2 separate regions of the Homo sapiens genome follow, and region 1 is linked to region 2. A link is a loop called in an ENCODE intact Hi-C map of the cell type or tissue named here. Cell type or tissue: PC-3. All regions are shown on one strand.

What was found. A loop is a pair of places that touch in the nucleus more often than their neighbours do. Peaks named below come from ENCODE experiments on the same cell type or tissue, not always from the same donor. Only the 100,000 strongest peaks of a DNase experiment are listed, where the experiment ranks them.
Region 1: it touches region 2 in a loop (3-fold over the local background); 8 of 110 quality-filtered maps call a loop at or near these places.

What each region holds. Positions count from the first base shown.
Region 1 is chr2:33,048,416-33,056,415 of GRCh38, reverse strand. All of the region lies in intron 3 of LTBP1 (latent transforming growth factor beta binding protein 1), which reads right to left. It also overlaps the pseudogene H2ACP2. Among named protein-coding and RNA genes, the nearest start is that of LTBP1, 110 kb to the right of the region's middle. RefSeq lists an enhancer at 1-320. In PC-3, no CTCF peak of the experiment used is centred here; a DNase peak (open chromatin) is centred at 4,215; H3K27ac peaks cover 1,613 bases.
Region 2 is chr2:33,129,853-33,137,852 of GRCh38, reverse strand. It overlaps LTBP1 (latent transforming growth factor beta binding protein 1), which reads right to left. Exons shown (of 34, transcript NM_206943.4): 5 at 2,893-3,060. Among named protein-coding and RNA genes, the nearest start is that of LTBP1, 190 kb to the right of the region's middle. In PC-3, a CTCF peak has its summit at 3,451; DNase peaks (open chromatin) are centred at 3,412 and 6,532; H3K4me3 peaks cover 4,212 bases; H3K27ac peaks cover 4,255 bases.

The sequences.
Region 1 (8,000 bases), 81 kb after region 2:
TCGCCCAGGGCGGCATTTTGCCTAACATCCAGGCCATTCTGTTACCAAAGAAAACCGAAAGCCACAAAGCCAAAAGCAAATAAATGCAAACAAAACAAAACAAAACTGCAGGCGGTTTTGTCTTTCAGATGGGAAACACTCAGGCATCACAGGCTCACCCTTGAAATGCATCCTAAGCTATTGGGACCAATTCGACCCACAAACCCTGAAAAAGAGGCGGCTCATTTTTTTCTGCGCTACGGCTTGGCCCCAATATTCTCTCTCTGATGGGGAAAAACGGCCACCTGAGGGAAGTACAAATTACAATACTATCATCCTGCAGCTTGACTTTTTCTGTAAGAGGGAAGGCAAATGGAGTGAAATACCTTATGTCCAAGCTTTCTTTTCATTGAGGGAGAATACACAACTATGCAAAGCTTACAAGTTACATCCCACAGGAGGACCTCTCAGCTTACCCCCATATCCTAGCCTCCCTATAGCTCCCCTTCCTATTAATGATAATCATCCTCTCATCTCCCCTGCCCAGAAGGAAATAAGCAAAGAAATCTCCAAAGGACCACAAAAACCCACGGGCTATGGGTTATGTCCCCTTCAAGCTGTAGGGGGAGGGGAATTTGGCCCTACCCAGGTACATGTCCCCTTCTCCTGCTCTGATTTAAAGCAGATGAAGGCAGACCTGGGGAAGTTTTCAGATGATCCTGATAGGTACATAGATGTCCTACAGGGTCTAGGGCAAACCTTTGACCTCACTTGGAGAGATGTCATGCTACTGTTAGATCAAACCCTGGCCTTTAACGAAAAGAATGCGGCTTTAGCTGCAGCCCAAGAGTTTGGAGACACCTGGTATCTTAGTCAAGTAAATGATAGAATGACAGCCAAAGAAAGGGACAAATTCCCTACTGGTCAGCAAGCTATCCCCAGTATGGATCCCCACTGGGACCTTGACTCAGATCATGGGGACTGGAGTTGTAAACATCTGTTGACCTGTGTTCTAGAAGGACTAAGGAGAATTAGAAAAAAAGCCCATGAATTATTCAATGATGTCCACCATAACTCAGGGAAAGGAAGAAAATTCTTCTGCCTTCCTCGAGTGGCTATGGGAGGCCTTAAGAAAACATACTCCCCTGTCACCCGAATCACTCGAGGGTCAATTGATTCTAAAAGATAAGTTTAATACCCAATCAGCCACAGATATCAGGAGAAAGCTCCAAAGGCAAGCCCTGGGCCCTGAACAAAATCTAGAGGCATCGTTAAACCTTGCAACCTCGGTGTTCTATAATAAGGACCAAGAGGAACAGGCCCAAAAGGAAAAGCGAGATCAGAGAAAGGCTGCAGCCTTAGTCATGGCCCTCAGACAAACAAACCTTGGTGGTTCAGAGAGGACAGAAAATGGAGCAGGCCAATCATCTGGTGGGGCTTGTTATCAGTGTGGTTTACTAGGACACCTTAAAAAAGACTGTCCAGTGAGAAAAAGCTGCCCCCTCGTCCATGTCCACTATGCCGAGGCAATCACTGGAAGGTGCACTGCTCCAGAGGATGAAGGTTCCCTGGGTCAGAAGCCCCCAACCAGATGATCCAACAACAGGACTGAGGGTGCCTGGGGCAAACACCGGCTCATGTCATCACCCTCACTGAGCCCCGGGTACATTTAACTACTGAGGGCCAGGAAATTGACTTCCTCCTGGACACTGGTGCGGCCTTCTCAGTGTTAATCTCCTGTCCTGGACGACTGTCCTCAAGGTCCGTTACCACCCAAGGAATCCTGGGACAGCCTGTAACCAGGTGTTTCTCACACCTCCTCAGTTTTAATTGGGAGACTTTGCTCTTTTCACATGCCTTTCTTGTTATGCCTGTAAGTCCCACACCTTATTAGGGAGGGATATATTAGCCAAGGCTGGAGCTATTATCTACATGAATATGGGGAACAAGTTACCCATTTGTTGTCCCCTACTTGAGGAGGGAATCAACCCTGAAGTCTGGGCATTGGAAGGACAATTTGGAAGGCTAAAAAATGCCCGCCCAGTCCAAATCAGGTTAAAAGATCCCACCATTTTTCCTTATCAAAGGCAATATCCCTTAAGGCCTGAAGCTCATAAAGGATTACAGAATATTATTAAACATTTGAAAGCTCAAGGCTGAGTAAGGAAATGCAGCAGTCCCTGCAACACCCCAATTCTAGGAGTACAAAAACCGAACGGTCAGTGGAGACTAGTGCAAGATCTTAGACTCATCAGTGAGGCAGTAATTCCTCTATATCCAGTTGTACCCAACCCCTATACCCTGGTCTCTCAAATACCAGAGGAAACAGAATGGTTCACAGTTCTGGACTTCGAGGATCCTTCTTCTGTATTGTCCTGCACTCTGACTCCCAGTTCCTCTTTGCCTTTGAGGATCCCACAGATCACACGTCCCAACTTATGTGGATGGTCTTGCCCCAGGGGTTTAGGGATAGCCCTCACCTGTTATTTGGTCAGGCACTGGCCCAAGATCTAGGCCACTTCTCAAGTCCAGGCACTCTGGTCCTTCAATATGTGGATGATTTAATTTTGGCTACCAGTTTGGAAGCCTCGTGCCAGCAGGCTACTCTAGATCTCTTGAACTTTCTAGCTAATCAAGGGTACAAGGTGTCTAGGTCGAAGGCCCTGCTTTGCCTACAGCAGGTCAAATATCTAGGCCTAATCTTAGCCAGAGGGACCAGGGCCCTCAGCAAGGAATGAATAAAGCCTATACTGGCTTATCCTTGCCCTAAGACATTAAAACAGTTTGTGGGGGTTCCTTGGAATTACTGGCTTTTGCCGACTATGGATCCCCGGATACAGCAAAATAGCCAGGCCCCTCTAATCAAGGAAACCCAGACGGCAAATACTCATCTAGTAGACTGGGCGCCGAGGCCGAGGAAGCACCGAGAGCGAGCGAGGGCTGCGAGGGCTGCCAGCACGCTGTCACCTTTCAATAATACTCATTATGATACTATAATGATAGATAGATGTCATTATACATTTGTCCAAACCCACAGAATGTACAAAACCAAGGGTGAACCCTAGGACTTTGGGGAATAATGATGTGTCAATGTAGGTTCATCATTTGTAGCAAATGTACCACTCTGGTAGATGTTGACAATGGGAGAAGCTATGCCTATGGGACGGGGAGAGGGGTTGCAGGGGCCAGGGTATATAGGAAGTCTGGACCTTCCTCTCCAATTTTGCTGTGAACCTAAAACTGCCCTTAAAAACTGAAATCTTTTAGGCCAGGCGCGGTGGCTTACGCCTGTAATTCCAGCACTTTGGGAGGCTGAGGCAGGCAGATCACTTGAGGTCAGGAGTTCAAGACGAGCCTGACCAACATAGTGAAACCCCGTCTCGATTAAAAATGCAAAAATTAGCTGGGTGTGGTGGTATGCACCTGTAATCCTACTCGGGAGGCTGACGCAAGAGAATCGCTTACACCCAGAAGGCAGAGGTTGCAGTGAGCCGAGATCACACCACTGCACTCCAGCCTGGGTGACAAGAGTGAGACTCCATCTCAAAAAAAAAAAAGCCTGTTTTAAAAACTATATTTTGATCCGGGAGTCAACCTGAAAGAGCTTACAATGACTAAAGATGGAACAATTTGAGCAAGAAAATAATAATATAACCTGAAGAATAAAACAAATGAGGCTAAGGTACTACAACTAAACGATTAAATAAATACAAGGGTGAAAAGGGAGAAATCCTCCATACAGAAAACTTACAAATAGTATATGAAGATACATTCTCCTCAATAAACCAATTTCCCTTAGGATCACACTTTCTTCTTTACTTGGGCCTCTATCTTGGCTCTACGCATTTTCTTTTAGACAATAAGTTTATTGCCAACAAAATATGTAGTTGCCAAATAGTAAATCCAGTCCCTAGACTCACATGTAACACTAGATTTTAATTATTTCGGTTTTTAAAAAAATCCATTTCTCTTAGCGTTCAATAATAGGGGTTTGGTCTGGTTCCTATTTTCCCATTCACTTACAGAGATGATGTTTAAATATGTTTAAATAATCTAATTCAGTCTTAGCTAGGTATGAACAATATTAAAATTGGTTTACCATTTTAAAAAGTAAACATTAGAGGACACCTCTTCAAAGAATCACTGCATCACTAAATATTTTTTCCAAATACCACACACCCAAGTATTTGGCAATCGGTAAACTTTGGAATGAGAGAGCTCATGGGTTTTTCCCATAGCAACGGTCGAATGACGTGGCCCTCCACTGGACACCCAGAAAGCTGCCCTAGTCCTGGCTAAAGTCTCAAAACTCTGGACAGGAAAGTACATCGAAGTCCTTACCAGCCTTTCCACCCAAGGCACAGCTATGAGACCAGGCTGTAACCCTAAAAGTCAATGACTATAAAACTTGACTGAGACATGCAATGCTGACTCCCAGCTTTGCACACACATCTGTTTAAAATTCAAATGGCTTGTGCAAACCATGGATCGGTATTCAAATAAAACTTTTAAAGAGACTGTATTCATTTAAAAAGGAAATGAAAGTATGTGCCTATGTCTTTGGGTTCTACATTTCCTGGGGAGAGTTGATAGGCCTTCTAGGACTTAGATGGTAGTAAGCCTAGCAGATTGAGCAAGATGTAGAAGCAGACATAAAGTGGCTTTGAATGAGTCACCAACATCTCAGGGCCCTCTCCACAACACATGAAGCCAGCTCTGCAAACCCAGAGCAGCTCTGCACACTTCACACAACTTGGCAACACAAGCACTGGGAACCCAAGAGCAGCCTCAAGGGCAACTGAGCCATCAGAAACAAAATCCAGCTCTGAATGGCACTCCGGGGCCATGCAAATATTTAACAGGCACATCTAGAGAATTCTCAGTCTCAATTAGGAGAGGACCACCACAGTCAGAATGAAGGGGGCTGCCTAACTGCCTCTCAAGTCTCGGGCAATCCTCACTCAGTAATATTGCAGAGGACTACAGTTTTGTGTGTGTGTGTGTTTTTTTTCTTATTTTAGAAACACGATCTTGCTCTGAAACCCAGGTTGGAGTTAAAGTGGCATAATCACAGCTCATGCAGCCTCAAACTCCTGGACTCAAGTAATCCCCCCACTTCAGTCTCCCAAGTAGCTAGAACAACAGGCACACACCACCACACCCAGCCAATTTTTGTATTTTTTGTAGAGACTGGGTCTGCCTACATTGACCAGGCTGGTCTCGAACTCTTGGCCTCAAATGATTCTCTTCCTTCAGCCTCCTAAAGCGCTGTGATCACAGGCACAAGCCACCACAACGGGCGGGGACTATAGTTTTTACAGCACTTCCTTCTGCCCCAACTCATGGAGCTTCACAATCATGGTGTGAAGAATTACCATGCTCATTTTCTGGCTGAGGAAACCTCAAGAGTTTCAGGCCGGGCGCGGTGGCTCACACCTATAATCCCAGCACTTTGGGAGGCCAAGGTGGGTGGATCACAAGGTCAGGAGTTCGAGACCAGTCTGGCGAAACCCTGTCTCTACTAAAAATATAAAAATTAGCTGGGCATGGTGATGCCCGCCTGTAATCCCAGCTACTCAGGAGGCTGAGGCAGGAGAATCGCTTGAACCCGGGAGGCGGAGGTTGCAGTCAGCCGAGATCATGCCATTACACTCCAGCCTGGGCAACAGAGCGAGACTCGGTCTCAAAAAAAAAAAAAAGAGAGTTTCAATAATTTGCCAGGATCATAAAGCCAGAATGGAATAAAGAGGAAACCTGAACCCAAATGTTCTGTTTCCAGGCCCAGGACTCTTAGACACTATCTGTAGCAGAGTAATACTTCAAAATTAATGAAGTTTTGAAGTACTACTTTGCTTTAAACTTAAGGATCCTCTCCTATTTTTTTTAAAGCAGAGTTCTCTATGTTTTTAAATACTCCATAATAGTTCATTAATTTGAGCATTTTTTTGGTGTCTAATGTACAGGTGAGTTGTGTGTACTCTTTCTTGGAATCTGAAATTTCTCCACATGGAGAAAGATTCCGATCCTACTTTTTACCTTTTGACATCTACTCAAAGAATAGAAGTTCCTCTACCTGTTAGGTCCTATAGATACATCTCAACCCATATTGTCACCTGAATGTGCTACAGATAGTTTCTAAGAGTCCTGGGCTTGGAAACAGAACATTCCTCAACCCCTCAGAAACCAGGATGATTTTATTAAAAGGTTCTCAGCAGGTTTTTGTCTGTAGACCAATGGCCACCTATTTGGATCATACACCGTTCTAGGGAAAAAAAAAAAAAAGAAAAGAAAAGAAAAAAAAAAAAATGCTTACGCCTATAATCCCAGCACTTTGGGAGGCCAAGGCAGGAAGATCGCTTGAGGCCGGGAGTTCGAGACCAACCTAGGCAACAAAGCAAGATGCTGGCTCTACACAAAATTTGTAAAAATTGGCTGGGCGCAGTGGCCCACACCTATAGTTCCAGCTACTCAGGAGGATGAGGTGGGAGGATCGCTTGAGCCCAGGAGTCCCAGGCTGCAGTGAGCTGTGATCACACCACTGCACTCCAGGCTGAGCAACAAAGCAAGACTCTGTCTCATTCAAAACAAAAAAAAAGAAAAAAAAAAGCCTAACCTCCAAAATATACATTATTTACAAATTATATGCATGTTCTATACCAGGATTAGAGAATCTCAAAGTTCCTTCTAGCTTTGCTGTTAACACTTCTGATTGAGTATATATTCTAAAACTACACTGTCTATACAATATGTACATCACAAAACATACTCAAAAATAGAAATTTGGAAGGCTGAGATAAAAATGAAATTTAAATTTTTTTAAGTAGTTTTCCTTTATTAACCCTTTTTATCACTAAAAATGTTTCTTAGTGACTGCGGCATGATTGAATGGGTTTCATTTTTTTAATCTTGGTTTAACACTTACTGATATGGCAATTCAGAGGTCTCATTTTAAGTCCAGTATATGTTAATATTTAGTTTTAGTGTCCGGCCTAGCTCAAAAGAGATATTTGAAAAAGACACATTGATGCAAATGGAAGAAATGTACTTACAAAGTCATAACACTCATATTTCAATCTCATACACTAACTACTCAAAAGCTTTTTGGCTAAAATTAGTAACTTTCCATTTTCCCCAATGTCATTTCATTGGTCTTACAAACTTATTGGAAAATGTTACATTTTGACAAATTTTTATTGGGTTTTAAACTCTCCGGAAGATTTTAGTTTGTTTCCAATATTTTTAAGTATGCAAATATGAGTTAACATGTAACGCACACCTATTGTTTTTAGGAATGAAAATCATGTCACAATGGAACTATTTCTGTACATTTATTTTACAAGTGCTCTCTGTGTAGCACCAGATCACCAGATTTTTTTAAAGGTTACTTTCTTATTCATTGTTAATGTATCACCTCTACTTTGAAAGGACAGATTATGAGTATTAACTTTTAAATTATCTGCAGGGCAACAAGACCACTCATAGCTAAATATCATGCAGAAGGCCAGCAATTTCAAAATGTTTGTCTTTTATAAAAAACATTCTTAACTCACATTCAACAGTTCCTTTAAGATATCTGCTCATTAGCATCTGTGGTATTAGAGATTATCAGCATCATTCTCAATCTCATTATTAAATACTGTAAGATTTTTTGGCTATTTAATATCCTATCATCTGTAAGTCTACCTAATCAGGTAGAGATAATCCTCTCTGAAGAGTCAGCCCCTGTCAACGGAGCACACACGCTTCCCTCGAAATGTCCAGCTGTGAGCAAGGCTGCAGATCTTCTGGCATCTGGACCACAGGAAGGACCAGGGTCAGTCTGGATGTCGACTATTATACAGGTTGATTTCTATTTTTAGACAGAAGTAAACATAAGTACAACATCTATTCTTTTTTTTCTTCTTGCAGCCTTAGTGGAATGTCTCATGCTCCTCTGAGTGTGAGTACTTTGCTGTGGAAAGCAATGCTATTAGGCATCAATGTGCCTGGTCAACATTTAACTTTAATAACCACTTCTAATC
Region 2 (8,000 bases):
GATATCTAGGTTCTAGGCATAGCTAACTGACTTGCCAAGAAACTAAAGCAAGCTCACTTAATTAACACTCTGAACCTAAGTTTCCGTATTGAAAAAATGGTGATGATCATGTCTGTTCCACATCCTCAAACAAACAAACAAACAAACAAACAAACAAAAACTGTAAATCACCATGCAAATGTTGGAAATTATTTCTGTTATTCTGATTATCAAAACTAATTATGAAGTCCATATAATTTTCCCTGGATTATGTTGACTCCTTAGAGAATGGCACTCAAGCCAAATTCAGCCCAACAAATGTTTTTGTAACACAGCCACACCTATTCTTGTTCATATTGTCTCTGGCTGCTTTCACACGATGATGGCAGGGTTGAGTAGCTGTAACAGAAACTGTATGGCCCACAAAGTCTAAAACATATTTTATACTATCTGGCCCTTTACAAAAAGAGTTTGCCAGCCCTCACCTTTAAGTACCAACAAATATTAGAGATCAAAGGGAGTAGCTGACAAGTGACAGTAAATTTTGAATTTTTCCCAAATTTTAAACTATTTTCCAAATAGGTCTTTTTTGTCAAAAGATTTAGTATTCTATAAACAAGTACAAAGAGAGAAGAAAAAAATCAGAAAATCACTTTTTGCAAATAATAAAATTACACTAAACCAGTAAAGTCCCAAAAAGATATATGCATAAACGTTTTTGAATTTTTCTGTATTTTCAAAGGATCACAGTCTATAAGTTCTATAAAATTACCATTCTTAAAGAAAGAAATATCATAAAAATTGTCCCTCAAACTATCCAATATTTGAAATAAAACGTTAAACAGGAGAGGGAAATAGCTCAGAATATAAATGAAATGTTTCCCACAATTTCCAATGTGAAACTATTTATTACTATGGGTCCTTCTCACCCCATCCTCTACTTTTCAAAAAATTAAACTGCTCTGCCGATCCTATATGGAGAGTGGAGTTCTGCTTTTGAAATGCTTTTGTAAATAATTTTGCTTCATTTTGCATTTTGAGTAGGCTATGTATATTCTGTTCCTAAACATCTGGTTCAGTGCCAGCAAGGAAAGTGTGTGGTGTGTTTCAACAAGTAGACTTCCTCTGTTTCTCAAAGCCTTCAAAATATTTAGTTTCAAAATGAATACACTGGAAGCCAAAAAATTACCACCCATTTGATTATTTTGTCATTGCTACTGTAAAGATTTACAATAAACACAAGGAGGGAAAGGAGCAGTGAGTAAGGAAGGCAACCAAGAAAGATAAAGTGGTGAAAAGCCATCAGACTCATGATAGTCTACTGGAATTGCCTTTTCTTTTCCCCTCCTTGTCTGTGGCCCTCCAAAAAAAAAAATTTTTTTAAGCCAGAAAATAGTATTACTTATTGCTGATAAAAAGTCATATGATCTTAGAGATGGACTAAATTTTAGAGGTCATTAAATACAATCCCATTTATTTTATGAATGAGAAAAACTGAGGCCCAGAAATATTAACTGGCATGCCCTACGGATTAGCTAGTTAGTGGCAGGACCGGGACCAGAATCCAGTTTCCTGATCATCAGTTCACTTCCCATTAGACTTGGCTCCCTGCCCTGCAAAGCATAATGTGCCATTTGGCACCTAATGGCTAAATTCTTTTAAAAACTATGCCCAGAGTACCCCTATCATAGCCAGGAAACTCACAATGCCCTTTTAAATCGTATCTATGGGCACATATTTTTTCCAAGTACAGACGATCAAAAATATGCTTTGACCTCCTAAGGATTGGGAGTCACAATAAAACAGCAGAATAATCAAAGATCTAATAAGAACTTCAAGCTGTCCCTTTATTTTGTCTTGATGTAAATCAGTTTGACACAGACACCCCTTCTCCTACCACCCCCCCAGACACACACTTCCAAGACTAAACAGCAATATTCCATAAAAAGACCAGATCTAGCCAGTGTTATTATCTGTCTGACATTTGGGTTATTCTTGTGAGTAACTCAGAAAGTAACGTGGGTGTCTGCGATTATTTGAGTACACATGGCAAACCATAATTGGTCAAAAAATAATAAAAGACATTTTTCTGCGACAAAAATACTGTATTGCATGACAACATGGCAACATGACAGCATTCCGTGGACCACAATCCTTTCTCCATTTGCAAAAAAGTAAAAAACAAAAATTCAAAATGAACCAACAAGGCTTTCTTGCAGACAGCAACTACTACTTCATATTTAAATTAACTTAAAGGAGTACTGAGAGTAATCTACCAGTCTGTCTTCCCCAAATCCACGTAAAAAAGGAGTACTGAGAGTAATCTACCAGTCTGTCTTCCCCAAATCCACGTTATATATCAATTTATATTCAGTCTTGTGAGACGGAGCAGAAACGTGGCAAAAGATGCAACTCTGTATCCTTTTCTACAACCAAGTACAGGTTTTTGACAATCCTCGGAGTTTTGTTTTAGAGCTTGGCTATTTTTGAAGTAAAAACTTCAAATTTCATCACCACCTTCCAAAATTTATTACATGAGTCAAATCTAAGACAAATTCCACTTATCACTGGGCTGATAAAATTTGAAGCTTATCAGCACAAGTCATGCCTTAGGGTCTAAATCTAAAACCTACTCTCTTCTCTTCTACTATATATATTCCCATTACCACATGGCTGTGTAAATGCTAAGCAATAAGGGAAAATATTCTAGTTGCCATTCCCCTAAGAAACCAAGAATCAGGTTAAAAATTATTCCAAAAGCAATTTAAAAGATCCCATGAAAGAAACATACTCGTACTCATAGACAGACACCCATTGAAGCAGACAGCAGTGTGAATGGAGGGGGTGTCTAAATGCTACAATCTCATAAAACTCGACTCAGTAAGGACAGTTAGGGACCGTGGAGGAACTCACCCACTCGGAAGTTCGTGGCCGTCAGGGTGTCGGCAGCATGACCATTCTCACTAATGAGAGTGGTGGTGTTCCCCTTCTCACAGCTGTTCTGACAGCTGCCCTTGGTGCAGGTCACTTTACAGATGCTCGGAGTAAAGACCACCTTGATGCGGCCAGTGTGGTTACTCACTAGGAGCGGAGGCAGGGAGAAAAAGAACAACAAACACATCAGCTTAGTATCCATGAACTTGCCTTGGAAGGTTTAAAAAAACAGAAAAAAAGAAAAGAAAGGAGCAAGAGGGGAAAAGAGAGAGCCCACAACCCGACAGGTTTAAGGAAAGAGGGAAGCCTTCAGTGCTCGCTGCTCTGTATTCAGTGGTGTCTCTGAAACAGGAGTAGGAAGCTTAGCAAACAGAACTCTGGGATGCACTCCAAAACCACATTTGAAGTCGAGTCACTGGAGTGGGATTACTAACCACAATGCTGCACTTTATTCACGGGCAGACAAAGAGCAATACCGAGGGCACGACAGATTAAAGAGCCAACCCTGACAGGCAGATGTAATGCAAAGGGGTTGGCCGTGCACCTAGCGGTGAATAAACTCTTGTGTCCTCAACTTGCATACTTTCCCTGTTTCTCCACTTATTAAGTCACTATTTGCAGCCCGACCCCTGGAAATGTTTTAGGCATGCGGCATGTCTGAAAACATCTGTCTCAAATCTCCTGGCACTCTCGGCTGAAGTGATCAAATGCTGTGACGCAGCTGCGGGAGCCCATTTCTTTTTCACAACTCCAGGGCACTATTTCTCCATAAGAATTTAGGCAACATATATTTTGTTTTCCTGTGAACGGGGCCCATCTTTAAAGGGGTAAGCCAGGTCACAGGGATAAATGGTTGCCTCCCTAAAAATAACACCCTTGGGCTCTCACTGTCTCTATTCATAGACCACCTGGAGTAGCCACTGGGGATGGAGCTTTCTTTCATTAGCGTGGCCTTCTCTTAAAAACGAAATGCTATCACCTGACCACACAGCCGAGGCTATGTGGTATCACAAAATAAGCCCTAGACTAAAAGTATATCCTGGTTTACAATCCCAGCTCAACCACGGTGTGACTCCGGACATGCCATTTCAGTCCAGTTCAGTTCAGTTTTTCCAAAACTTGAGAGAATTGAAACTGGCATTTTCTACACACTTCTAACTTTCAACGTCTCTATCAGAGGTCAGCAAGCTACAGTTCAGGGACCCAATCCAGCTTGCTGCCTGCTTTTGTAAATAAAGCTTTACTGGAACACAGCCACCCTCATTCATTTCTGTACTGTCTATGGCTGCTTTTGTGCTATGACGGCAGAACTGCACTGTCTCTGTGCAGTTCTGCTTCACCCAGACCTGCCCTTCACTGCTGGATCGCAACCTGAACTCTCTGGCAAATTGCAAGACACACACTGTTTTGATTGCTACATCTGCGATAGGCCCCTAGCCAGGTCCTTCCTCTTTCCAGGAGACTAGGCAGAAAGCAAAGATGGTAGCAGTAGCTGAAGACAGCCAGTCATCTGTCAGGCTTTAAGGCCGTCAAGAAGCAGTGCCCTTCTGACGCCACTCCATGACTGGAGTGGCCAAAGGGGAGAGAGGCTCTGGGCCAGCCTTTTTTATACCATCTTTGCCCACCAGAAAAGCTTGTCTCTCTTTATACTGCTTTGGTTTGGCTAATATTATATTTTCAGAAAATCATCCCAAGATGCCTCTATAAGACCCTCAACAAATTAAAACTGTGGTCATAAGCTGAGCTTGGAAACAAAGAACTTTAACCAAAGAAGCCATTCCAATTTCAGGGTTGGAATGGGGCCCCAGAGGTTTTCTAACGCAACCATCTCTCATCCACTGTTTGCATTCCACGTATCAAGTGGTCGTGTAACCTTTACTTGAAAATCTCTAGTGACGGGCAGCTCATTACCCACAAAAGCACATGATAGTTATGGCAGTTCCCAGCAAGTACTATTTTTTATTGAGCTGAAATCTGGCCTCACAGTAACTTGCACACATTAATCCTAATTTGGTTCCCCATGGCCTCACAATCTAATGCCTCTTCCACATGACAGCCCTTCAAATAAGTTATCTTTGAGATAAATGCCACTTAATCAAAGAAAGCTAAAATTAGGACTTGAACCCATCAGCTGGGTTGGTCATCTCACTTAGAAGAAGAAAAATTATTCCTCTGGAGGAGAAAGCCCTCCATTCTTTTCAAATGGTTTTCCAGGACAGTTTCTCCTTCACCGGTGGTTCTAACCCTGGAGGATCAAGACATGTTGTCTGAAATGGCAAGATGTCCTAGTGGCCAAGCAGACCTTCTGGCACCTTGCAAAATGACATCCAATAGGATGCTACTATCAGTCAATACTTTAAATCGAGGGCTAGCAAACTTTTTCTACAAAGGGCCAAATTGTAACTATATTAGGATTGTAGGCGAAAAGGACTCTATTCCTATTCAACTCTGTGGACCCGCTTAGCTGGAAAGCAGCCTGTCAAAAACAATATGTAAATGAGTGGGCATGGCTGTGTTCCAATCAAACTTTACTTAAACACTTCAGTAACCCCTCCTTTAAATGCTTACAGGACATTTTAAAGTTATCTGGGAGTCTACCTTAGAAATTCAAAAAAAACAACAGAATCCTGATTTCACCAGCAGAGAAAATTCACCTAGTTTGATTTGCTTTTTCACAGTAGCACAAACAAATCAGCTTATAATCTAAGTTGTCGGAAAATGCTTACAAATATCTTGAGGATACTTTGTGTGTTCAAGTGTGTGAAACCCAAGAAAAAAAGAGACAACATTTTCCCACTTCAAAAGAATATAAACTCCTCCTTTTTCTGGCTCCTGGTACAATCATGAAATTAGAATCCGTGTGCCAACTATTTTGTCTTCTCTGGCATTAACTTGTAGCACCAGCAGCTGCCACACAGATGCTCACACAGTCACCTAAATTATGCTCACTTAGGCAAACTGAGACATCCAAAGAAAGCAAGCACTTAATCATTATTCCCATTTCACCTCCCAGCTACAGTAGTCACTTTATAAGCACTGGAGATTCTCCGGGCCTATTGTTATTAAAAACTTCTTATATTTCTTTGCCAAAAAAAAATTTCTTTTGGCTTGGAATCATCTGGATTTTCAAAAGGCAGAGACAGTTTCATATGACTTAATTCTGATTTTTACAATGTTCACATCTTCTTGGAAGCAGAAGCTATATTTTATTTCATATAAAAATAAAAATGCTTGTGTTTTACAAGCATTCTGCTATAAAGTAATCTAATTCTAAAACAGACACTTGTATTCTAAGCGGGTCCTCCCATCTCCATGAAGCACTTACTTCTTCATTATAATTAGCTTTAGGTTTTCATGCCAATCTTCTCAAAATTGGTAGTGAAAATGCACTACTGCTTTTGACACTAGATTATTATCCAGAGCTCTAACAGGATCTCCATAAATGCTGGATGGATTAGAAAATATGTTCTCCCATCTCTACTCCTTGAAAATCATTCCCACATATTTAGGGTATAGTGTAAAAAGTTTAAGTTTTAAAGTTCATCAAACAGAGATCCATGCTCTGAGCTTCAAATTCCTCACATGTGACACGCTGAAGGCAATACCACTCACCTTTCAAGAATTTAGTAGGAATTCACTAACAGTAGACACAAGCTCTCCCGCAAAAGCCATTTGGTCTATCAGAAGCATCTTCTTTGCATGTCTTGAATAAGGTAATATTCAAGGACTCCTGATGCCTTGCAGAGAGTAGGCACCCAATAATTGTGGAATAGACAAAGTAACCCGAAGCATGGGGCAAGGGTGACTGTCGGATCCCACAGAGATCCAAGACTCACAGGATGCTGGAGGTCATTTTGGTCTAAGGTCCTGCTGCACCAGTGAGAAAACAAGCTCAGGACTAACCAGAGGCAGAAGACCATCCCGAGTGGCACCTACCAGGTGATTAGGAATTATAAGTCTGAGAAGCAAAAATCAGGCCAGTCAGGAGTTAACAGGGAAACCACTGGCACAACTTCTGTGCTTGGTCCTTTGGAGGAAAAAAAATGCAATTTTTAGATCCCTTTAGGTGAATCAGCCCCCAAAATCTTAAGCAAGCACTTTAAAACTTTGGGTTTTGGAGGCCTTGGCTAGAGGCACAGATTGCCTGGAGCCATGCAGCACCGCCATTGGGCCTCCTAGTCAGTCAAGACACTCAAGAGTCAACATCCTGTCTGCAGCGTCTGCCAGACCCTGTGCAAATTTATACCTCCAAGAAGAGGCACTGGCACTCGGTTTAAAACAAACCACAGATATTCAGAGTGAATGGTGAATGGGATGGAAGTGAAGCCGATACCCCTCCTCCCGTGATAAAAAGCTTTCATTTCTGCTTCGGGGTTGTTAACAATAGAGAAAAATATAAAAATGTGAAAACTGTGCTTGACAAACAGACATCAGTCTAGAAAAGGGCACAGTTGCCTTGTTTGGTCATCAGACCAAGATGTGACCAAAAGCAGAGAAATAAATGTAACAAGTTCAAGACTCACATCAGATGTCATGAACAAATACAGTCTCCTCAGCATTCGTCCAGAATGCCGCAACAGCACATTAGCGTGCATCCAACTTAAACAATGGGGACCAACCAGCACAGGCAATATCCTCTGGGAAGAAGCAACCTCTCTGTGGTTTAAAGCCACCACCCGGTTTAAAGAGACCTACAGGCTGATTCAATACACAAGTCACGTGTACACTCTTCAGGGTGTGAGAGAGACTGAGCTAACAGTTCATTCTCCCACTTGCAGTCCATCGCTTACCCGAAGGCCAAGAATTCTTTGAAGGACAAATCATAAAAATATTAAATAATGCTTAGAATAACAGGACTTTATTGTTCAGCTCTCCAGGCTTGCTTAACTCCTCCTGGACTATTAAAATAATGCCCATAGACTGCTCTGTGTTCCTCAAGAAAGGTGCTATGTAAATAAAAATTAATATCAAATCTATTACTTCACCAGGCAGCCCCAGTCCTGGAAAACCCTCCAAGAAGGAAACTCAGATGAGATCACTAGTACTGATGTGGGCAGTTCCACAGGTAAGAATCCAGAGTAATCTTT